Regions from separate parts of the Homo sapiens genome. Here regions 1 and 3 are each linked to region 2. A link is a loop called in an ENCODE intact Hi-C map of the cell type or tissue named here. Cell type or tissue: adrenal gland. All regions are shown on one strand.

What was found. Peaks named below come from ENCODE experiments on the same cell type or tissue, not always from the same donor. Only the 100,000 strongest peaks of a DNase experiment are listed, where the experiment ranks them.
Region 1: a loop joins it to region 2, with 2.7 times the contacts of the local background. A loop is called at or near these places in 9 of 110 quality-filtered maps.
Region 3: a loop joins it to region 2, with 4 times the contacts of the local background. A loop is called at or near these places in 95 of 110 quality-filtered maps.

What each region holds. Positions count from the first base shown.
Region 1 is chr16:84,921,516-84,929,515 of GRCh38, forward strand. It overlaps LINC02176 (long intergenic non-protein coding RNA 2176), which reads left to right and starts at 6,460. Exons shown (of 4, transcript XR_933830.2): 1 at 6,460-7,090. In adrenal gland, CTCF peaks have their summits at 3,801 (motif pointing right) and 7,253; DNase peaks (open chromatin) are centred at 1,440, 3,826 and 7,388; H3K27ac peaks cover 5,753 bases.
Region 2 is chr16:84,750,566-84,758,565 of GRCh38, forward strand. All of the region lies in intron 4 of USP10 (ubiquitin specific peptidase 10), which reads left to right. Among named protein-coding and RNA genes, the nearest start is that of USP10, 55 kb to the left of the region's middle. RefSeq lists an enhancer at 1,647-1,726. In adrenal gland, a CTCF peak has its summit at 3,987 (motif pointing right); DNase peaks (open chromatin) are centred at 3,456, 3,946, 4,726 and 5,696; H3K27ac peaks cover 2,355 bases.
Region 3 is chr16:84,967,338-84,975,337 of GRCh38, forward strand. ZDHHC7 (zDHHC palmitoyltransferase 7) reads right to left here. Exons shown (of 8, transcript NM_017740.3): 8 at 6,838-8,000. Among named protein-coding and RNA genes, the nearest start is that of ZDHHC7, 40 kb to the right of the region's middle. In adrenal gland, a CTCF peak has its summit at 3,383 (motif pointing left); a DNase peak (open chromatin) is centred at 3,404; H3K27ac peaks cover 1,273 bases.

The DNA.
Region 1 (8,000 bases), 170 kb after region 2:
TAGATAAAGAAACTGAGGCACAGGGCTTTTATGTGATTTGCCCAAGGTCTCCCCACTATTAAAAGACAGGGCCACCAGGCGCAGTGGCTCACTCTTGTAATCCCAAAACTTTGGAAGGCCAAGGCCAGAGCATTACTTGAGTCCAGGAATTGGAGACCAGCCTGGGCAACAAGGCAAAACCCCATCTCTCCAAAGAATACAAAAATTAGCCAGGCATGATGGGGTGCACCTGTGGTCCCAGCTACTTGTGAGGCTGAGTTGGGAGGATCACTTGAGCCCAGGAAATCGAGGCTGCAGTGAGCCAAGATCACACCACTGCACTCCAGCCTGGGTGCCAAGATCACACCACTGCACTCCAGCCTGGGTGACAGAACGAAAGCTTGTCTCAAAAAGAAATAAATAAAGAGGCAGGACCAGGACTTGAATCCACATCTGTGTCACTTCAGAGGCCCCGTGTGCCCTTTCATCCAAACCAGTGGGTCTCCCGCCAGCCGCCCACAAGTCCCTGGAAACGTCTAAGCATCTGCGCCCCACCTTCGGGGACTCGGCTACAATCTAAGCTGAGTGCCCATGCATGGAGGACCCAGCTCTTCTGCCTCAACTAAATCAATAGTACCAGTAGAAGTATCGTAGTAATAATAGTAACTGTACTGATAACAATGGCAGTCGTGACAGCAACCGTAGTAGTGGAGGTAGTAGTAGTAATAGTGCTATGAGTGGAAGCAGTTGGATTTTGTTGGGGGTTGCCTGGTATTGGAAGCTGCCTCTCGCTGCCCTACACCAGGGGTTCTCCTGCACCGGCCTGGATCGAAATCCCTTGATGGGCTCTTAAAAATATAGATTGCCAGGCCCAGCCCCAGAGCATCTGACTCAGGAGTTCTGGGGTGGGGCCTGAGAACCTGCATTCTAACAAGCCCCAGGGGATGCTGATTGGGCTGACCCAGGAACCCCGCTTTGTGAGCCGCTGCTCTGGGCCAGTCCTTCCTCCCTGGAGGAAACTCTGTCATGTACACAAGCGCATGTTCATTCAACCCTCACTCAGCACTCAGCACGGGCCAAGTGCTGTGCTAAGCACAGAGGGTGACAAGGCAAAACAGACAAGTCCTTGCCCTTGGAGAGCTTCAGTCCCATCGTCTGCTCTTCTGGCTTTGACAGCAGGGACCCTCTGGGGCTGAGAGGGGCCTTGGGGAGTAGATAAGATGCCTGTTGGCGGGAGAGGACCTGCCTGCCCTGGGAAAGGCTCAGTTTGTTCTTGGTCCTTCAGCGAATCCATTGTCCAAACCTCCCCTCTAAACCAGTTACATAAGTGTTCCCTGAGGTCCGGAAACTTCCAGATGGCCCCGCGGCCCACCCCACCAGCTGGTCCTGGGATGTCAGCTCCGGTCGCTTCCCGGGCCCTGGAATTCCCAGAGCAGCCAGACACAAAGCAGCTGTCTAAACGTCAGGAAGGCCAGGCACGCCGAGTGTGAGACGGGCTGACAATAGCCTGTGTGTACTCCTGGCCCCTCTCCAACAGCAGCTGGGCCCAGAGGGCGGTGGGGGCACCAGTGCCAACAAGGACGGAGCAGGGTCCCCATGACCCCAAACATCTGGGCCCCCAGCACACACCAGCTGTCCATCAGCCCCAGAGGGAGGTGCGCCAGCAACCTCCACCTTAGCCAGAACAGTCCACCCTGTCCCTGCCTTTCTGCTTGGACACATTCCTGGTCACTTCTGGTTGACAAACCTCCCCCCACCTGCTCCCAAGCCATCCTCAGCATATCAGGGAACCACCAGGGGCATCAGAATCACTCAGAAAATGTGTCTAGAATGCCCATTCCTGGGCCCCATCCACAGTCTAATCCCATAGGTCTGAAAGCCGGCCCAGGAGTCTTTAGTTTTACAAAGTCCCAGGCAACTTTGATGCAGGAGTTCCTCAGGCCATACTTTGAGAAACACTGACACATTATATGACATATGATCTATATGCAAGGGAGAATATTTTATATCTATATATGGTTGTCCATATCTACCGCCTGTCTACTTACCTATAGACAGATGATGGATGATAGATGCCGACGTATCCCAGGACACTCAAGTCTCCACCTCACCTTCACATGGCTTTCTCCCCTTGTTTCCTAGAAGGACACCTGTCACTGAATGTGGGGCCCACCCTAGTCAAGAATGATCCCACCTCGTGGATCACAAGGTCAGGAGATCAAGACCATCCTGGCTAACATGGTGAAACCCCGTCTCTACTAAAAATACCAAAAAAAATTAGCCAGGCCTGGTGACGCGCGCCTGTAGTCCTAGCTACTCCGGAGGCTGAGGCAGGAGAATGGCGTGAACCTGGGAGGTGGAGCTTGCAGTGAGCCAAGTTTGTGCCACTGCACTCCAGCCTGGGCGACAGAGCGAGACTCTGTCTCAAAAAAAAAAAAGAAAAAAAAAAAAAAGAATGATCCCACCTCAAAATCCTTAACTTCTTAACACCTGCAAAGACCCTTTCCCCAGATGAGGTCCCAATCGTAATTCTTTGAGGTTAGTATGTGGACGGATCTTTTTGAAGATTCAAACTAGTACAATGGTATGTTATAAACTAATAGTTTATATTAGTTTAATGTAAACTATTCTAAAGAATATAGATATTCTCCTTGAAAATTGGATCTCGCCAGGCATGCTGGCTCACGTCTGCAATCCCAGCACTCAGGGAGGCAGAGGCAGAAGGGTCACTTGAGCCCAGGAGTTCAAGACCACCCTGGAGAACATAGGGAGACCCCATCTCTGCAAAAATAACAGGGGGGAAAAACAAGTTTGAAAATTGGACTTCAAGCAAAAAACACAGGAAAGACATTTGAATTCAAGTCCCCCAGAGGACACAGCCTCAGGCTGCCTCTGGGCCCCTCTTCAAAGTGGGCGGGCTTTGCACTACAGCCAAGCAGAGCAGCCAATCAAATGGTTAGATTTTTCTTAAAGGTCACAAACCTTCCGTTATGGTCTGCTTGTAAGCCCCGTGCATGCTTCACGCCCTCGCGATTTCTCTCCTTCCATCCCCGGCCTCTCCACCCCACTCCTTTCCTGGCCCCTGCTAACTGGCTGACCTTGGACCTCTTCCCTTCTGCCCGGGCTCCCTCTCCCCCGCAGTCATCCCATCCCTTGCGTTACACGCCATCTGCATGTGTGCCCCCTGCCCCACGCCACGTCTTCAGCTCTTGCCTCTCTGAGGCCCAGATCCACAGAGCCCACTGGCCAATGGCCATCTCCACGCCTTGGCTGATGCCTCTTACCCTGTCTGGGCTTCCATTGCCTGGCATGTAAAGCAATGATGACTTTGGAGGGCCACTGTGCACGTGCAGGAGGCGACAGCAAAGACGCTCAGCACGTGGTAAGCGCTGAAGGTCTGAGGATGGTGTCTTCTAAAGCAGCATGCAAACAGCACGGCCGCTCCCCTCGAGGGGGAGGAGCCTTTGGGAAGCAGGCCCGTGGCCAGGTCCTCCCAGGTTCAGGGGTCAGGGTACACAGCTGTTCAGCAAGACTCTTGGGAGGACCCTCCCCTTCCTTCCCTGGTGCCTGAAGCTTCAAGTCTTGGGCAGAGCCTTCCTGTTCTTTAGCAATGAGCCGTGGGATTTAAGTGTAAATCTCCCCCAGGAGACAAGAATCAAGGACTTGGACTTATTCTCACTAAAGTGCATATGACTGACAGCAGATCAGTTCCCAAGAGAGAGCACGTACGAGGACCCCGGCAGTGGGGTCGAGCTTGGTGCCCCGGCTTCAGACAGCGCTCAAGGGTCTCATCACCCTCAAAGGGGGCAGTGCAGAATTGCCCACCACCAGGGGGCAGCAGAGCACCAGGGTCCAATTGCTACCACTCCCCGGAGGGGTGAGAATGGCTGCCTGTAACCCCAACCCATCTAGGCAGCCCCTCTTCCTTCCAGTCCAATATGTGCTCCATCCGCACACCCCAGGGGTCCAGAGAGGCCTCCAGGGAAGCAGGAACCCCATTTCTTAGAGGCCATTGAGCCCAAGTAGTGACTGAAGCCCTTGACCTGTTATCCAAGAAAGGGTCCCGCCCCCATCCCAGGGGCCCAGCCCCCATCCCCAGGACTTCTTAATGCCTTAAAGAGGGGTCCCTGGGCCAGAAGCAGCAGCCTCACCTGGGAGCTTGTTGTAAATGCATATTCTCTGGCCTCACGCCAGACCAGCAGAACCAGACTCTCAGGGAGTGGGCCTGCAATGCAGGTTTGAAGAAGCCCTCCAGGAAATTCTGATGCAGCTCAAATATGAGAACCAATGAATCAGGCCAAATAGGAACACTGCCTTCATTTGCACAGCCAGTGTTGCCATCAGGAAGGACAACATGCGGTGGTGGCAGCGCCCTGCACTACGAGGAGGCTGACCTGGAACGAGGGCACTGGACTCTGCGGGCCTGGCCTGTGCTGGCTGCAGTAGGTGGTTCATATGTCCTGATGGAGGAATGAGCTGGGAATGGTCACGGCCTCGACACACAGCGCCCATGACCCAGCTCCCATCGAATCCAGAAGGAAGAGTTAAACGTACCCTCGGGGTTGCCAGTTCTCCAAAATGAGTGCTTCTGTGGCTGGAAAGGAGCCTCAGTGCTCTGCAGACTGGGCACTTCAGTAGAGGCCACTCATCAGGAAGCATCAGAAGGGAGGGGACCCCACGGCCTGGATTCAAATCCCTGATTCATACGAGCTGGGATTTGAATCTACTCGGGTTTCACAACCTCTCCGATCCCCAGCTTTCCCGCTCTGTCCACTGGGGACAGTAACAGAACCGACCAAATAAGCTTGTTGTGGGGACAAAATAAGATCATTCATGAGACACCCTGGCCCGTAGTAAACATTCACCAATATCAGCGAATTTTCTTAATAAACAGGTCATGTAAGTTGTAAAAATCTATGTGTTCTCAATCTGGCTGTTCCTCTAAAGGTTAAACATAGTGTTTCCAAAGGACCCAGCAATTCCACTTGTGAGTTTACGCCCAAGAGAAATGAAAACTTACGTTCACACAAAAACGTGTGCAAGAATGCTCTTGGCAGCACTATTCACAGTAGCCAAAAAAAGTGGAAACAGCCCACATGTCCATCAGCTGATGATGGAGAAACAAAAAGTGCTCCATTCACTCAATGGAACATTATTTGGCCATGAAGAAGGAATGGTGTTCAGGTATGTGTGACAATGTTCACGACCTTGAAGACGTGGTGCTGAGTGAAAGAAGCCAGACACAAAGAACCACAGACTGCATGACGCCATTTATAGGAAACGTCCAGAACAGGCAAATCCAGAGAGACTGAAAGTGGATTCATGGTTAGCAGGGGCTGGAGGAAGTTGGGGAATTGGGGATGATGGTTAAGGTACAGGGGTTTTTTTGGGGGGAAATAAAATATTCTAAAGAGGATTGTAGTGATGGCTGCACACCTCTGTGGATACACTAAAAACCACTGTACTGTGGGCTTTTAACAGGTGAATTGTGTGGTATGTGAATTATACCTCAAAAAAAAGCTGTTAAAAAAAAAAAAATCCATGCTTCTCCCATGAGATTCTCTAGAGCTATTTTAATTGTTAATGAGAGAAAACAGGTGCACCCCATGAACATTATAATTTTTCCCAAACTGATCCCTAAGCAAAAGAGTTTAGAAAAGGTGCCTGAGGCCACGTGCAGTGGCTCACGCTTGTAATCTCAGTGCTTTGAGAGGGAGGCCGAGGCAGGCGGATTGCTTGAGGTCAGGAGTTCGAGACCAGTCTGTGCAACATAGGGAGACTCTTATCTTTACAAAAAAATTTTAAAAATCAGCCGGGCATGGTGGCGTGAGCCTGTAATCCCAGCTACTTGGGAGGCTGAGGCAGGAGGATTGCTTGAGCCCGGGAGTTTGAGGCTGCAGTGAGCCAGGATCACACCACAGCACTGCAGCCTGGGCAAGACAGCAAGACCCTGTTTCAAAACAAAGAAAGAAAGAAGAAAGAAAAGAACAAAAAGAACAGGTGCTTGAGCTCCATTCCACGTCCAGGTTAGGGGCTCTGTCACAAGCCCTCCTTCAAGTGGCCGGGCCTTCATTGCACACCAAAGCAAAGCAGTGCATTGAGTATTGCATTTGTTTAAAGGCCACAGACTTTCCCGTCAGATTTGTCTGTAAACTCCATATAGTCCTGGAAGGGCGCTAGGCCCCCCTGAGTTCCTCAGGGGTTCAAGGGTAACTTATCACCAGAAAAACTCCAGCGTCTCCAGGCCCAGAGAGTCAGGCTGGGAGCCCGCAGCCATCCATGAAGCCAGCTCCAGGGAGGTCTGGCCTTGAGCCTGCCCCGGCCTTATCTCCGAGAGGATATGTTCTCGCCCTACTCCAAGTGTTTGTCCAGAAGACCAAGGCCCAGGCAGGGTCCCGAAAAGGGAAGCGACACCCTTCAGTGATGAGAGGGAAGCGTCCGCAGCCCAGCCCTGGCAGAGTCACGGAGAGAACGGATGGGGCTCCTGGCACAAGGACCCTGCGTCTTCTGTCCCCTCCCTCACTCAGACCCTCCCACAGGGTGCCCTCGCCATCCCATTGACCTTCAGGCTGTGAGGGTGGCCTTTGGGTTCCCCGCCTTGGCCCCTGGCCACCTGCACGTCCTGCCCCTCCTCCCACTCCCAGGCGCCTCTGGGCCTCCGCTCAGGCCGTCAAACCCAGCTCCACCAGGCCCCGGCCGTGTGCCCTTGGACAAGTGCCGTCTCCAGAGCCTCAGCCCCCTGTTTGCAAGAGCTTGTGAGCTAAAGCGTGCCAGGCCCTGAGTGCGAGGCTGGGATGAACTGGCATTCCTGCTGGCTCTGGCCTCTGGGACAGCACCTCCTCCAGCTCACTGCCCTCCACCCTTCCAGCTACAGCTCCCTCCGGTGCCCCAGAACCGCCCGGCACTCCGGGGCTCCCAGGTTCATCTGGGCATGACTCCGCCCTCCCGACAGAGCCCTCTGCACACCCCCTCCCCACCCTGGCCCATCGCAGCTCTTCACGAAGACGCTTCATGGAATGGGTGATTTTCCTAAGCACTTTTCTTTCCATGATCTCATTTGGTCCTCACAGCACCTGGAGGAGGGCAGACAGGCTGTTGCTCCATTTTACAGGTAAGAAACGGAGGCTCGGAGCCCTGGGCTCCAGGCCAGCCTTCTCCCCTTCAGCTTCAGGGGGTTTCAAGATGGGGGAAGAGGGGCGCTGGCCAGGGGTTAAATGGTCTGCTGTCCACAGCCCCTGCATGGCCTATTACTCAGAACGGTCCTTTGAAAAGACACCCTTTAAACAAAGCCTCCCAGCCCAGCCAGGGGGAGCGGTGCCATTTCCCTGGGCCTGGCTTGACCCATCCCAAGGGTGGGGCTGTGCATTCGCTGACTCAGTCCTGGTCCTGGGCCGGGGATCCGGCCAGAGCCAGAGCCGCTCAGCCTCCCTGGCCCAGCCTCAGACCCACAGCACCGGCTCAGTTTATCTTCCTTGTCAGGAAAAGAGGGAAGTGGCCCTAGGGACGCTAAGGGCCACTCTTCTGGAAGAAAATGTGGACAAGCTGTTCAGGCCAGTGAGAAGGGATGGTTCTTTGCAGCCAGTTCCTGCAACAGCCCAGAAACAGAAAATAGAGCCGCCCAGGGGCTTCGATGCCAAGCCAGACCCGGGTCTGCACCCAGCTCCTCCAGCTCCCAGCACCGTGACCTTGGGAGACCTTGGGAGACCTTGGGAACCCCTCCAGCCCGTTTCCTTATCTACAAAATGGAGAAAAGGCTGCCTAATAATTATCCTTGTAGGGAAGGGCAATCAGGATGTTGAAAGGAGGTTGTGTAGTCTAGGAAATGTTGGGCACAGTGCCAGACACATAAGTAGTCCTCGAAGAACGTCACTTATTTTTAAAAAGCTTGCTTATTGGTAAAATTCACCAGAAATCCTCCAGGGAGAGGCAGAGTGAGAAAAAACTACATTGCCAGAGTAGGGGGTTATGGGGGAACCCTCGGTGAGGGAGGAGCAGGAGAAGTGGATGCTGCGATGCCGCCG
Region 2 (8,000 bases):
TTTGAAATTGAACGTATGCTTTCATTGAACATTGTACTTTTCCTGGGTCTTTACTAAGGAACATTCCTCATATACTAGACGAAATTGTATCAGATGCTTTCACATCACAAATAGAGCCATTTTGTATTTGATGTTTTGCTTTCAAAATTATGCAACAGTATATTTTGTTTTAACAGAATATAAATAATGCTGGGTAAGAAGAGTGGCCAACTGCCCGATAAGTTAAAATTCCAGTGAGAGAGAACTAGGAAAACTGAGCTCTTGAACAGCTCTGAAAACATTGCGTTGAGGTATCTAGCAATGTCATTTATTATGAATTGTTAGTCAAAACCTGTTTATATGATTTTTCACAGTGGTTTTATACCTAAAAGGCATTGGATCAAGAAACAAAGTTATTACAATTTGGGTCTTCTCTAATGAATTACCCTGTCCGTGTTTATTTAAGTGTAAATGAACATACAGTTATGTGCTGCTTTAATGATGTTTCAGTCAACAACAGACCGCATGTACGACAGTGGTCCCATAAGATTATAATGGAGCTAAACAATTTCTAGTGACCAGTGAGTTGTGTTACAGTTGCCTACGGTATTCAGTACACAACATGCTGTACGGGTTTGTAGCTTAGGAGCAATAGGCTCTAGCATATGGCCCAGGTGTGTAGTTGGCTATACCATCTAGGCATGTGATCCCACAATGACAAAATTGCCTAATGCCACATTTCTCAGAACATATCCCCATCATTAAGCATGGCTGTGTATCCTAAAACTGATCTTTATTTTGGCAGTTTATAAATCATGCATATATTTCCCCCCGCTCCTTGGGGGAAATGGTTTCTCAGATATTTTGCACTTCCTCTTCAAACTCTGAAGTACACAGGCAGTGGTCATGCGGCGTGATCTAAGTTAAAAAGGCGTGGCACCTGTTTACCGGGATCCACCCTTGTGGACTGAGAGTTTAGTCCACATCTGATTCGATGTTTGTAGCCTCACATTTATTATACATCTTTCCACTTCAGAAACATAAGTTGATCTGTAGTCAATGGGTAGTGGTACATTTTGGTCACTTTGCTGTCCTCCACCTGGTTAGATAACCAAGATAGTGTGTGTTCTTCCAAATTGATGGTAATGAGGAAAAGAAAAGCACTTGGAGAATGTTCTGGACAGTTAGAATGATGACAGAAAAGCAGGTCAACAACACCAGAATGTCGATTACGGGCCAGTTATTGAGCCCTAAGAATCAGAGTTCTGTACCTTGCATTTTCAGGGATTTTCAATGTTAATATGACCCCTAAGTCCTAATTTTAGGAAAACAGAATTTGATGTGTAAAATATGTGTAAGAATAATCATAGCTTATGATGACATAAAAGTTTACGATGCTGGTATTGCCTTTGAGTTGATAAACAATTTCAGTGGGCTGATTTGTGGCAGCCCTTGTGAGCTACCATCTAGCATGTATGTCTTAAAATTTGAAAAAAGGCTATTAAGCAACTCCATTTTTCTGTATGTCAGCAGATTTCATAAGAGTGAAATTTCAGTTCAGCCTTTTCATGTGAGTTATTACAAAAGTGAACTACAGGTTTCAATTTTGTGTCTTTTATGAGTCATTCTGGCATTTTGTGCCTTTTCTCACACATTGTTCTAGGCAGCCCCACCAACTCCTGTGACAAAGATGGACTGGGGGAGGCCATCTTCCTAAAGTTGCTGTCTGAACAGTTAAGTAGTAAATTATACCAACCATGATGAATTGAAAAGAAGGCTTCTGGGGAAAGTTTGTTATTAGAGCCAACTTCTATTATATGCCCTTAAAGAAGGTAAAATAGATACACCAATGGCAATGACTTTGGAATGCAGGTCAAGTTTCAACCTAGAAGTTGCCTGCCCTCTATCCTTGGTGGCCCGCCTTCCTCATTTTTATTCTTTTAGCCTCCATAATTGGAATGCGTATTGGACTTTAGGCTAGGAATAACATTGTAAATGAAAATGTTGATGTTGAAAGAGGAATTTAAATAGAGCGAAGAGTGATATTAGAAATTTGGAAGTGGTATTAGTTCTGGCTTGTCCGTAAGACCTGACTTTTGCATGATAACAATAGGATTCATTCACTTGAACATAATTCGGTCTGGTCTTAGGAGGAATTAGAACTGCTTTTGCACCCCTGTTTTTTTCACTGCGAGGAAGAAGAGGAGCTCACGAACTTCATAAAGCGTTAGTGTCTCCTCCAGTTGATGGTTATCGAAATGAGTCAGGATGGAAGGCTTAGTGTACGTGTGAGATGTTACAAAAGTGGACCTTAAATGTTTCTTGAGTGTTTGGATCTTAAGAGAAAATCTTTGACAATAAGTATTTAATCTTCATTTCTTACAATCATTCCTCTTAAAATGGAGCTTTATTTTTTAAAAACGTATTTTTTTTTTCTTAAGAAACAGGGTCTTGCTCATTCATTCAGGCTGGAGTGCTGTGGCATGATCATAGCTCACTGCAGCCTTGATCTCTCAGGCGCAGGTGGTCTTCCTGCCCCAGCTTCCTGAGTAGTTGGGACTATAGGCAGGCACCACCATGTACAGCTAATTTTTTTATTTTTTATTTTTTATTTTTCATAGCAACAGAGTCTCACTGTGTGGCCCAGGCTGATCTTGGAACTCCTGGACTCAAGTGATCTTCCTGCCATAGCCTCCCAAAGTGTTGCCTGAAATAGAACTTTATTAATATATCTTTAATATGTCAAGATGTTTAAAACTTGTCAAGATTTTAAGGAAGTTGGGCTAACATTTCCTCTTGGGATGCTGAAAGTTGTTGGTTTTCTCAGACTCTCACATAAATTCATTTGCTTTTCCCTTCTCCTTCCACCTCTATTAGCTCTTTATTTTCTAGGGGGGATTCTGATGTCTGTATTGAGCTGGCCGTCATGCCGGGAGTGGTCTGCTTATGTATTTACATGCGTGCTCATCTTTGCTATAGCTGAGCGTGGTGCAGCTCCTTACCTGTTCCAGGTGCGGAGTGATCTGCCGCACAATGAATGAAGTGGCAGAGCCAGGGCGCGAACCCCCGTCTTCCTGGTTTGTGTGCCTGGGCCCTTGCCCTTTACTGTGCGTCTTCTCAGGAGCTGTCATTTAGACTTTCTGGACCAGGAGCTAAATGACCTTTAAAGTCTGTTGAGTCATTTCTAACAAATATGAGTGGAGTCATTTGCCGTAACCAACAACTTTAATCTCCAGATGTTTAATTGATCCTGTATTACTGTCTAATGAGAACTTACTGTATGCCATGCACTGTCTAGTTGGAGTAATGATTGGCCTTGCCTTCAGGGTAGTCTAAGGCATAAGATCAGAAAGGAACAGATGGCAGCTGTTTGTAGGGAGAAGTGATCATTGGCAGAGGGGTGTTGAGGGGAGAAAGCAAGGAGGGGAGGCCTCATGCAGCTAGTAGGGATGGCAGTAACAGGCTGAGGACACAAAAGGCCACCAAGTCCTGTTACCTTAGATGGTGCGGACTTTGTTGAGCAGTTGAAGTGTGAGAGTCTTGTCTTTAAGGAGCCTCCTGTCCAGAGAAGGAGGCACACAGCACTAATATCAGGTAGGCAGTGATGAGGTCAGCTACTGTGGAGACAGTGTGGAGAATCTTGAGTGCCTTCTGTCGGTCTTACTCTGAGATTAGGATTTAGGATCATTATAAGAGATTAATAACAGAATGATACGGTATTTTAGTTTATGAAAGACTTGCCACTAGATAAAATTTTTCTACAGTAACAGAATAATCATTAAGAAAAATCTAGGTTGTTCGTGTCTCTTCTGTATTTTCCAAGTCTGAAAAGGTTTATTCTGCGTTTAACGACGTCGTACCAGAATGGCCTTTCAAAGACTGTCAAAGGCTTGAAGGAAAGCTTGGTGGAGTACATTTCCTAGTACACGTCCCAAGGGCCCGTACGTATGTTCTGCTGTTGCAGAGGTTGTGCTCGTTCGCTTTTGTAGGTTCCTTGCAGTTATTGAACAAACCACTGGGTGGTGCTAGAAGACTTGATTTTAATACTGTGCAAGAAAAACTGAAACTGCTTTTTAACCTGCCTGCGCCTCAAAATAAGCAAACTGGAAGCTGGTATCGATTTAAGGGAATGGCTGATGTAGAAACTAAAGGTTTCTGTCTGACTAGTTCATGCTGTCTCACAAATAAATGCTGGGAAAAAAGTCGGTTTATAGTTGATTTATGTATCCTTTGATTGCATAGAGATTGAATGGTCAAGCCTCCAGGCCATGCAGATTATTCTGGGCCCCTAACTCAGTTAAGAACATGAAAGGAGGCCAGGCACAGTGGCTCACACCTGTAATCCCAGCACTTTGGGAATCCAAGGCAGGCGGATTGCTTGAGGCCAGGAGTTCGAGACCAGCCTGGCCAATGTGGCAAAACCCTGTCTCTAGACTTTGTCCCAGAAAAAAAAAAAAAGGAGCTGTGTTTTCAGACAGAGCTTAGTGCAGCCAGTTCTTGATGGCTGTGCAATGCTTTCCTTTTAAGAGTGGAGTTAGCCTCGTCATAAAGCGTGTTTTTGAGTCTGTTCGAACGGGTCAACAACGAAGGGAAGTTTCAGGCAGATCTTGTATGCCTGGCCCTGGTGGCTGCTTTCATTTCCTTCCAGTATCAGTGCTAAACAGGAATGAACATGTTCAAGCCCCGTCTCACCCACCTCTGGCATCTTCGCCCTAACTCTGCCCTAGAAGACCTTTCCTTCCGTATCGTCAAGAAAACTGAAGTTGCTGTTTCACTCCTTCTCCCACCCAGAAACTTCGCTGCATCTTCCTGGATCCCTAGCTCCTTGCACCCATGATCCTGTCTCCTTCCTCAGCCCGGCTTCTGGCTGAGCAGCCTGCACTTGCTGTCTTCACTCCTACACGCTGCCCCCACTCCTACACGCTGCCCCTGCGTGCTTCTCACTTCTCTACCCTTCCAGCCCTGCACTCTGGGGACCTGTGCGTATGTTTGTGTGATTATCAATCTGTTGAACCCAGGAGGTCGAGGCTGCAGTGAGGCATAATCACGCCACTGCACTCCAGCCTGGGTAATAGAGCAAGATCCTGTCTTTAAAATAATAATTATGATTGGGTATGGTGGCACACATCTGTAGTCCCAGCTACTCGGGAGGCTGAGGCACAAGAATTGCTTGAGACCCAGAGGCGGAGGTTGGAGTGAGCTAGGATGGTGCCACTGCATTCCAGCCTGGGCGGCAGAGTGAGACTGTCTCAAAAAAAAAAAAAAAAATCAGTCACTTGCTGGTCTTTTAATATACATATACGATTTACTGGTGTCATCTGGGTATCTTTTACTAACATCTCTAAAACTGAGCTCATTACCACACTAAACAAAAAATAACCTGCTCATCTGTTGTATTCCTCCTCTAGTTGGATAGCACTGCTGCCCCAGTCAGTGAGAACCTTCTAGTATATCTGTTCTTCCTCAGCTTCCATTTGGTGGCTTCAACCCCTGACCTTCCCAGAGTTTCTGCAGCCCTTGGATTGGGCTAAGCATCCTTCCCCACCCCCCGCCCCCCATCTCCCAACACCCCTTCAGCTTAGCCTGTACAGTGTGTGTTTGGAGCCAGGGACATCACAGTTCGTCCCTTCACTGGTCTGCGAGCTTGCCTAGGGCAGGACCACCTTGCATTCATCTCTGTGCCTTCCTTACCCGGTGCCTAGGCAGGGCTCAGCAGGGGTTTACTCGCCTTCAGCGAAAGGCAGCATGTTATTTAACAAAGGTTTCAGCCACACACCATGGCTCATGCCTGTAATCCAAGCACTTTGGGAGACCAAGGCAGGTGGATCACTTGAACTCAGGAGTTCAAGACCAGCCTGGCCAACATGGTGAAATCCTGTCTCTCCTAAAAATACAAAAATTAGCCGGGCGTGGTGGTGCACGTCTGTAATCCCAGCTACATGGGAGGCTGAGGCAGGAAAATCACTTGAACCCAGGACACAGAGGTTGCAGTGAGCCAAGATTGCACCACTGCACTCCAGCCTGGGTGACAGAGCAAGACTTGTCTCAAAAAAACAAAGGTTTCTATGTTAGAAAGATAGCAGGCTTTGAGTCTTAAGGTTAGGTTTAAAAAAAAAAGTCATTTGATATAAAAATACTATGGCAAAGCCTTGTTGGAATCATGCTGGAGTTTTCATTTGAGACACTATGCCTTTACGTCATTGATGGTTATTTGAAAATGCACCTTTTTAACACTGCAATGACATTAGTTGCTGTTCTGTGGCACACACTAGAAATGATAGACTGTTGTGATGATATGGTTTAAAGACAAATGTAAAAATCCACTGTCAATAGACTTTAAGCCTGTGGGGAAAAGTAAGTATCTGAAACCTTGGAATAAAAGGGATTTTTAAGTGAAGCCCCTTATATATTGAGGAAAGGGCTCAACCTCTTGAGTCAGGTGGACCCAGGTTCACAGGTCATTTCAGCTGTTATGTGACCTCAGTTTTCTCATCTGTAAAATGGGGTTGGTAACTATCTCTGACAGTAGGGTTATGATAATTATGAATAATATACACAAAGCTTCTAGCACAGTGTCCCTCACATGACAGGTGCTATCTCTGCTGGGTGTCATCACATGCAGGCTTGGGGTTCAGTTCGTAACTGATCCATTATTCATTTATTTCAAGGCCCAGTTCGGTATTCCATATTAAGAGAGAGAGGAGCTTTGCAAACTTAGTCTAATTAAACAGATTCCACAGAATCTGTAATATTTTACTTTCTACAGAAGAAGAGCTAGCAGAAATTATTCCCTACGCTTCTTCAGTTAGAAGGAAGAGGACATTTATTCATAGGAAGGAGGGAATGAGAGGGGTGGGGGTGTGTGTGTGTGTGTGTGTGTGTGTGTGTGTGTGTGTGTGTGTTTTGAATTTTGTAAATTAATTTTTTCATTTGATTAGTGCCGAAGTCTGGGATCTGCCAGTACAATGTAGTTTAGAAAAGAAAAGCTTATTTTTGAGCGATGCCTTAGATGGATGCTACTATCAAATGTATGTATGCCATTTTGGTTTTTCTTTCCTATATACAATTTGTTTATTTATTATACTTTATTTTTAAATGAATTTTTGATTTTTGTTGGTACATAGTAGGTGTATCTATTTGTGGGTTATATGATTAGTATACAATTTAAAAGTAAAGGAGACAGTGTGGATTGGCTGCAGATTATGGAGTTGAGGCCCTGGCTATGCTACCTGGCTCCTGTGTGATCACAGGTGAGTTAGTCAGTCTTTGGGAGCCTCATTTTCCTTATTGGTGAAAGGGTCAAAGTGGTGGTACTCCTAGATTACTAAGGATTAAGTCCAGCCAATTAACATTTGTCAATTGTAAAGAACGTGCTAAGTGTAGAAGGGTTTATAAATTGTAGCCATCACCATTAGAAGATTCATAGTGGGACAGGGGGAGACCTTGTCTTGTTTTCAAGCATTTCTGATGGTTAATTCTATAAAGATGGCATTCACAGCTGTTTTAATACACAGAAAGAGTGATGTCCACTCAGGGTGAACCTGAGGCTGAGCAGCGTGTTTGTAAATGGAATAAGGGAATTACAGTTTATAAAACAGTTGCTAAATTGGATTTCTAGTGGACGGTTTAATTTGTAGGAGACCGCTGTCTCTGAAAGGAGTATTTTTACTCACTGAACAGCCATTGAACACACACAGTGATGTGTAGGGTCAGCATTAGATGCTGGGGATGCAGAGAGGAATGAGACGTGGGTTCTGCAAGATATCTTTCTATCTAGTGTCTGAGGCGCCTTGCTGCTGATGAGACACACCTGGCTAATGGTGTTTAAGGAAGAAAGGCTGTATCTCTCAAATCTATTCTCTAATAATGATACTGTGTTAACATTTTTTTGTTTCTCATTAAAATAGGTAGTTCTTGTGTTCCCTAATTCTGTTCCCCCCAGGAAGATTAAATGTTGCTATTTGAGGGAAAAGATTAGTTTCAAAAATGTTCTAATTGAATAATGTACTTGATGTTGAACT
Region 3 (8,000 bases), 220 kb after region 2:
GAGGTCAGGAGTTCGAGACCAGCCTGGCCAACATGGTGAAACCCCGTCTCTACTGAAAATACAAAAATTAGCTGGGCGTGGTGGCGAGCACCTGTAATCCCAGCTACTTGGGAGGCTGAGGCAGGAGAATCGCTTGCAACTGGAAGGCTGAGGTTTCAACTTGAAACTGGAAGGCTGCATTGAGCCGAGATCTCGCCACTGCACTCCAGCCTGGGCAACAAGAGCGAAATTCTGTCTCAAAAAAAAAAAAAAGAAAAAAGAAAGGGAGGGGGATGCTATATAAAGGGTATGTAGGAAATCTCTGCTATATTTGCAACTTTTTTGTAAGTCTGAAATTATTTCCAAGTGAAAAATCAAAAATTTTTTTCTAATAAAATGCAGCACCCAGCTAGGAAGGTGAGCACAGGGACTGCCTGCATCCATCAGAGACTTGCTCCTCAGAGGACGTTTGCCACCAATATGAGCGGCCCTGGGGGCAGTGAGCTAGCGAGGCCTGGTAGAGGAGGGGGCGAGGCCAAAGCAGGCAAAAAGGAGGTGGGATCAGGGCCCACCCTGCCTCGAGGTTGCTGTGGGATACTGGGTGGATAACGGCGATACAGGCGCAAACACGTGATGCTGTCGTGTTCTGCCATAAAAAGGCATGAAGTCTGGACACGCGCTACCACATGGGCAGAACCTGAAAGCATAATGCCGAGTGAAAGAAGCCAGACACAGAAGGACACGTTTTGCAAGATTCCGTTTCTATGAAATGTCCAGAACAGACAGATTCATAGAAACAGAGTAGACGAGTCGGGGCCAGGGGCCGGGGGAGGAGACGGGGAGGAGGAGTAGGGACTGGCTGCTAATGGGCATGATGCAAATGTTTTGGACCTAGATAGGATTGAGCTTGTACAAGATTGCAAATAGATGATATTAAGCGCCATTGACTTATTCAGTTTAAATTAGTTGCTCTTACATCACGTGAATTTTATCTCAATATATTATTTTTCTAAAAGTGAAATGCTGTCCTGGGTGGGTGTGCGCAGGCACAGCCTCCAGCTCCAGCCAGGAAGAATTGGGGCCCAGGGAGGCAATGAATCTGAATTTCAAGGTGGAATCTCCTGATACGTAGATCTTAGCAACTGACTAAAGGTATTTCATCAACGCCATTGGGGGCAGCTCTAGGTCTCAGCCACCAGCTTGCAGTCTTAACCCAAGATGACCTGGGGTGGGGTGTCTGTGTGTTCGGTGGAAGCATCTGGGAGATGGCCACCCCTCACCTCCTTGGGGTTTACTTGGAGAAACGAGGACAGACGGAAAAGTACCTCCAGGCAGAGAGAAAAGCTCTAGACAAACACCAAGATGTTCATGGTTTTAAAAGACAAGAGCTGCAGCCTTTTAAAATCCCACAGGCCTCTCTGCCATGGATGAAACACTTTCTGGGGAGATTGTAAATGTTTACTCTGGTGGATTTTGTTATAAATGGACGTGGTTTTGTTTGGTTGGTTATGTTCTTGTTTGCTTTTTTTTCTTTTTTTCTTTTTTGAGATGGACTCTCGCTCTGTTGCCCAGGCTGGAGTGCAGTGGTGCAATCTTGGCTCACTGCAACCTCCGTCTCCCGGGTTCAAGCGATTCTCCTGCCTCAGCCTCCCGAGTAGCTGGGACTACAGGCGCCCGCCACCACGCCCGGCTAATTTTTTTTTTTTTTTTTTTTTTTAGTACTTTTAATAGAGACGGGATTTCACCATATTGGCCAGGCTGGTCTCGAACTCTTGAGCTTGTGATCCACCCGCCTCTGCCTCCCAAAGTGCTGGGATTATAGGCATGAGCCACTGCGCCCGGCCATCCTTACTATTTCTTGAGCACCTACTATGTGCCAAGCATCCTCCTGCCCTTCAGGATTCATTATTGCTGATCCTCCCAGCAGCTACACGAGGCAGAAGTTGTTGTCATTTTACATACAAGGAAACTGAGATGCAGAGGCAGGAGGTGACCCACTCCGGGCCTCGCAGCTGACGAGGCTGGTGCTGGGATCCTGAATAGCCGGCAGATGACCAGATTTGGTGGTTTCTGGTTGCATTGAGCTTGAAAAGCCTGTTCCCCTCCACCCAGGGAATCCCCTACTCTTTCCAATGCTGGGTGCGAAAGCTGTGATTTTCAACTTGGAGCATGTTGCTAAAATACAGATCACTGGGTGGACATCAGAGTTTCTGACTGGGGAGGTCTGGGGTGGGGCTGAGAATTTCCATTTCTAACAAGTTCCTAGTGATGCCGGTGTTCCCGGTCCGGGGAGGGGAATGCACTTTGAAAACCACTGTCCTAAATAAAACAAGTTCATTCATATTAAGGTTTGGGGGACTGAGAACAGCTTCAGTATGAGCCTTCCCCCAGTTAGATGTGATGCTGTAGTGGGGAAGTTACAGGCTGAGGGTGGGAAAGGAAGGGACATGTTTTGTTTTGTTTTGAGACAGAGTCTCACTCTGTCGCCCAGGCTGGAGTGCAGTGGGGTGATAGCTCACTGCAACCTTTGCGTCCTGGGTTCAAGCAATTCTCCTGCCTCAGCCTCCAGAGTAGCTGGGATTACAGGCGTGCACTACCATGCCTGCCTCATTTTTGCATTTTTAGTAGGAACGGGGTTTCCCCATGTTGGTCAGGCTAGTCTCGAACTCCTTACCTCAGGTGATCCGTCCGCCTCAGCCTCCCAAAGTGCTGGGATTACAGGCATGAGCCACTGTGCAGAAGGGACATGTTGAGGGAGGGAAACTGCAAAAAACCCAGCCCTTTCCTGCCCCAGGGCCTTTGCACATCTGGTAACCGCAGCTGCAACCCCTCACCTCCCTCCAGGGCCCTTTCCTGACAACTCATCCTCCACAATATCCACCCTGATAGGGGATATCTCCTTTTCTCAATGCTGATAGCAGAAATCACAGTCTACAAATTGCATATTTAATTTCTTGTATTAGTGTCTTTTTTTCTTGAGTCTCACTCTGTTCACCCAGGCTGGAGAGCGGTGGCACGATCTTGTCTCACTGCAACCTCCGCCTCCCGGGTTCAAGTGATTCCCCTGCCTCAGCCTCCCGAGTATCTGGAATTAAAAACGTGAGTCACCATGTCCCTCTCATTTTTTTGTTTTTAGTAGAGACGGGGTTTTGCCATGTTGGCCAGGCTGGTCTCAAACTCCTGACCTCAAGTAATCCACCTGCCTTGGATTCCCAAAGTGCTGGGAGCACAGGTGTGAGCCACTGCACCCAGCTAATTAGAGTCTACTGAGGGCAGACGCCTTGCTGGCACACGGTAGGTGCTCTGTAAATATCTGTGGACCTACTGAGCAGATGGGCCAGCGATGGGTGAACTTCCCGCGGCCTGAGCAGTGTGTGGGTATTTGCTGTCTCGTGGCGCCCCCTGGTGGCCGTCATGCAGCACACGCTGAGGGGCCAACCCGTTTTCTCCCTGCAGGATAAGTCCCTCACCTGGCACCCACTTCCCATGTGGCCACCATCGGTGACGTGGGCAGATCCACAAAGTGGCAGCTTTTGGCCCCCATGGAGTTCTGTGCTTCTGGATGATCAGGTGAGTTGGAGGAAAGTCCCTGTTAGAGTTTCTCACATCATTAGTAATGGCACCATGATTAAAGAGCTAGTGCTGATCATGTTAAACATAATACGATCCTTGTTTGCTGCCTATGGGCCCCGAGCAACCTCTCTCAGCCTCAGTTTTTCCCCATCTATGAGATGGTGATGATTGCAAGAGTTAAGGGAAACGGTGCGTGTTAAATCAGCACAGGACAGGCAGGTTTTCCATAAAGAAGCGCTGTCGTATTTGGGGGAAATTTTCTCCTGAGCATGGGCTGATGACACCGTGAGAGGTCAGCCCTGTTACTCACCCAGCTGGGCATGTCAGAAAGCTTCTTGGCCTCCATTTCCCCACCTGTGAAATGACCACCTTGGCCACACTGCCTCCCAGGGATGTGGGGGGAGCACCAAGGAACACCAGAGCTTGACAGCTGGTTCCCAGATACGAAGGATGGGGAAAGAATTTTCTGTAGGAGGAGGTCAGACTCCTAGGTACCACCCCCCAGACCCCAAAGGAGAGGGGCAGCTATTCCTGGAAGATCACGGGGTCAAGGACAGCAGGCACTACTCGGGGCAGAAAAGGAGAGAGGAGCTGGTCTATTTACTGCCCAGCGAAGCTTCTGGGCCCTTCTCTACCGAGTCCCAGCAGCCAGTCTTCCAGTCAGGAGATGGGGGCCGCCTCATGGAAAAGCTGGCTCCCTACACAGCCCTGCCAGGCAGTGGGCTGGTGTCTCACGCAGAACATGGAGGAGGGCTTCTAATAGGAAAGCCAGAGAGCACGCAGAGGAGAGAATGCGGAGTGGGGAGCCTGGGAGTACACCACCCAGGAAGCCAGGGGAAATGCAGAACGAAACCCCAGTATCCTTAGAGACAGGGAACAGCAGGGCATCCGCAGAAGACACTCTGGCTGATGTTTCCTCAAAAACACAAAGGAAAATAAAAAGCTTCTGGAAATTAAATCTACCATAGCCTGAATTTTAAAAAACATCCAGAAGAGCTAGAAGACAAAGCGTGGCGTGGTGGCTCACACCTGTCATCCCACCACTCTGGGAAGCCGAGGTGGGCGGATCACTTGAGGTCAGGACTTCAAGACCAGCCTGGCCAACATGGTGAAACCCCGTCTCTACTAAAAATACAAAAATTAGCTCGGCGTGGTGGCACACGCCTGTAATCCCAGCTACTCAGGAGGCTGAGGCAGGAGAATCACTTGAACCTGCAAGGCCAGAGGTTGCAGTGAGCGGAGATCGTGCCACTGCACTCCAGCCTGAGGGACAGAGCGAGACTCCATCTAAAAAAAAAAAAAAAAAAAGCAAAGCTAAAGATTTCCAGAAAACAGAGTGTGTAATAAGAAAATCAGAGGATCAGTCTAGGTGGTTCAACATGCAATCTTAAAATTAAGAAAAAAATGGAGTGAATGGGATTCCCAAAGACATAACACAGAATGTCTGCCAGAACCAGAAAGCTGAGTGTCAGGTGGAGTCTACTGAGCATCAGCACAGCCAGCGGGAGAACTGAGGCCAAGGCACCTTGTCGACAACCCTGAGAAACCGAGGAACTAAAGAGAGGCCGTGGGCCAGGTGCAGTGGCACACGCCTATAATCCCAGCACTTTGGGAGGCCGAGGTGGGCGGATCACTTGAGGTCAGGAGTTCGAGACCAGCCTGGGCAACATAGCGAAACCCTGTCTCTTCCAAAAATACAAAAAAGTTATCTGGACGTGGTGACAAGGGCCTGTAGTCCCAGTGACTCAGGAGGCTGAGGAACAAGAATTGCTTGAGTCCAGGAGGTGGAGGTTGCAGTGAGCTGAGATCACGCTGCTGTACTCCAGTCTGGGCTGAGATCCAGCCTGGGTGACAGAGCAAGAACCTATCTCAAAAAAGAAAAAAAAAAAAAAAGCTAGGTCACACAGCACAGGGGCCAGGAGAGTGTGGGCTCTCCATGGCTGCTCTGGGAGCCAGAAGATGGTGGGGTGGTGTCTCCAACAGGCTGAGTGAAAAGTACTTAGCTACGCCATCAACCAAAGGTGAGGCAGAATAAGGTATTTTTAGGTGAGCCAAAATACCGGAAACTTGAAGAATAAGGCACCCCTTCTCCAGCAACTCTCAGGGAGCGGTTATACCACTGGAAGGATCTGGAAGGTGTAGACCCTGGGACCCAGAAGATTGAACCCACCAACCCTGCAGAAGCCAGGCCCTCTCAGCAGGGAATGGGGGAGATGGTGCAGATGCTGCCCGTGGCAGAGGCTGGCTGGGGTGCAGGCACTCAGCGACAGCTGGAACAGGCACACGAGGCAGCTTCACCTCTGTAAAAGCAAAAAGTTGGACCAAAAAATCAGAGGCCCCTATCTGGTTTAGCAGCAAAGTATTCAGTCATCACAACTAAACTTGATCATGTACGAAACGTGGGACGCACATATATTCGGTGAATGGGGAGGGGAGAGCAGGCAGGAAACCCGGAGTTCTCTGGACTGCAGATGTGCTGTGCCTAGAACTTTCTTCGGAAACTTGCTGGCCCTTTTGGGAAGCCGCCTGCATGGGCCTGTCGGGCCTGACCGCTGAGCTACTCGCTCTCTTAGAGCTCAGAGATTGGCTCAGCTTTCAGCGCCCAGAACCAGCCACACGGAAAACCAATTTTCCCTTGGCGTCTTCAGGTTGTCTTGGCTAAAATTAGCAGCTGGATGAGGGGCATTGCGGTTTTAAACAGGCTCCTCAGGAGATGCTGTAGGGCGCTTGTGCTTTTTTTTATGGGCACCCTGCTTTTTGTGTGCGGCTCCCAGGCTACCCTTCAAGCTATTTTCCCCTGCTTCCATACCCAAGCCAAGTTCATGTACAATAGAAGATAGGATTTAGCCACCTTCCTATTTGGAGGATATTTTTGTTTTGTTTTAATGCAAGCGTCATCCTTCTATACAATGAGCCTACATAACAATCTAATATAAGGAATACAAATAATATTGCAGCAAAATTCGGCAGAGCCACAAACACAAGCTGGAGGGCTGCTGCCCATGCAGCCGCCCGGCTCAGGTGTGCGCCTCCGTGTTCGAGTCTCCTTCTCATTTCCGCGTGTCTGGAATGCCACCAGGAGCCCCAAGGCACAGCACGTGCGAGGCAGGGCTGCGGCACACACTGACCATCTGGCCTCTGAAAGGTAAGCGAGGCAGGGCTGCGGCACACACTGACCATCTGGCCTCTGGAAGGTAAGTGGGCATTTTGGTTCCCTCAGTGCAAATGTTAGACAAATTTGTTGAATGAATTAAAATCAAATTGTAGGTACTTGAGATTCTGAACTGTGGAGATTTTGAAACATTGTTTTTATTTCAACGTGCACTAAAAAAAGGACTAAGTAAAACGATGGGAGTCGAATTAAACATTCAACAAGCAACAGTACTCACTGGGCAACATTTGTGAGTCGCGCTTGAGTGCCCAGGTCACTTGTCATGGGCACAAAAGCATTTAGAGTTTCTGGAAACTGTTTGGGAGTGACCTTAACAGCCTGGGGCTGGGCCCACGAAGCACGGAAAGGCACCCCCTGAAAACACCACCATCCAGGAAGAACGGGCGCTTTGGAAGCCATTTGAGAACTGTTAATTGATTACTTTATTTCATATAAAAGTTACATTGAAAGAAGAGGTTGAAAAGTCAAGTATACTTGATTTGCACACACTTGCCAAGTCTCACAGGATTCAACCACTTGGATAATTGTTTTATTGATAACAGGATATACATATTAAAAGCCTCACACTGAAGCCCACACGCATGTCCAACCCAGACAACAATGTGCAAATGAATATGCAGAACAATCTCGGAAACTGGCGTCTCCAGGATCACCCACACTTTGTCCCTCTGGCTGTGACGCAGCTCTTCCCCCAACGGCGCACACGCTTCTGCGGTGACCAAGTCCACTTCCAAACCCCCTGCAGGTTTGCTCGCTTGGCTAGGACGGTGGCTCAGGTAGGTCCCTTTGTGGTTTTGCATCAGCAGTGGTAGAAGCCCTGATTCGGATGGGGTACAGAGTAATTAAAAACAAAAAACAGTTCACAGATGAACAGAAAGGCAAAACAATTCCCAGGAGGGAGACGCCAACTTCTCTTAGTGTGGAGGGCAAGCATAAAGGAAGACCCTCAGACTTTGTCACAGATTGCTTCTTGATGCGTCCGGCAAAAAATGTACAAACCAGGCAAGTTTAAGGCAAGGCCCCACGAGGGGAGCTGTTGGCTTTCTGGCATAATTTTAAGCTCCGCACCAAGGATCCTATTTTATCACCTGTGCCGTGGGTGGAGAAGAAAACGTAAAAGCTAACCAAAAACTCCAACAAGAGGGCGCCATCCTGGCCATTCCCGACTGGAGCGCTGCCTGCGGTGGCACAGTCGCCCCTGCCAGGGGCTGGCTGCCTCATGGTCCCCTCCCCTTCCCAGAGGTGCCCAATGGCTGGGCCCTGCCTCTCCAGTAAG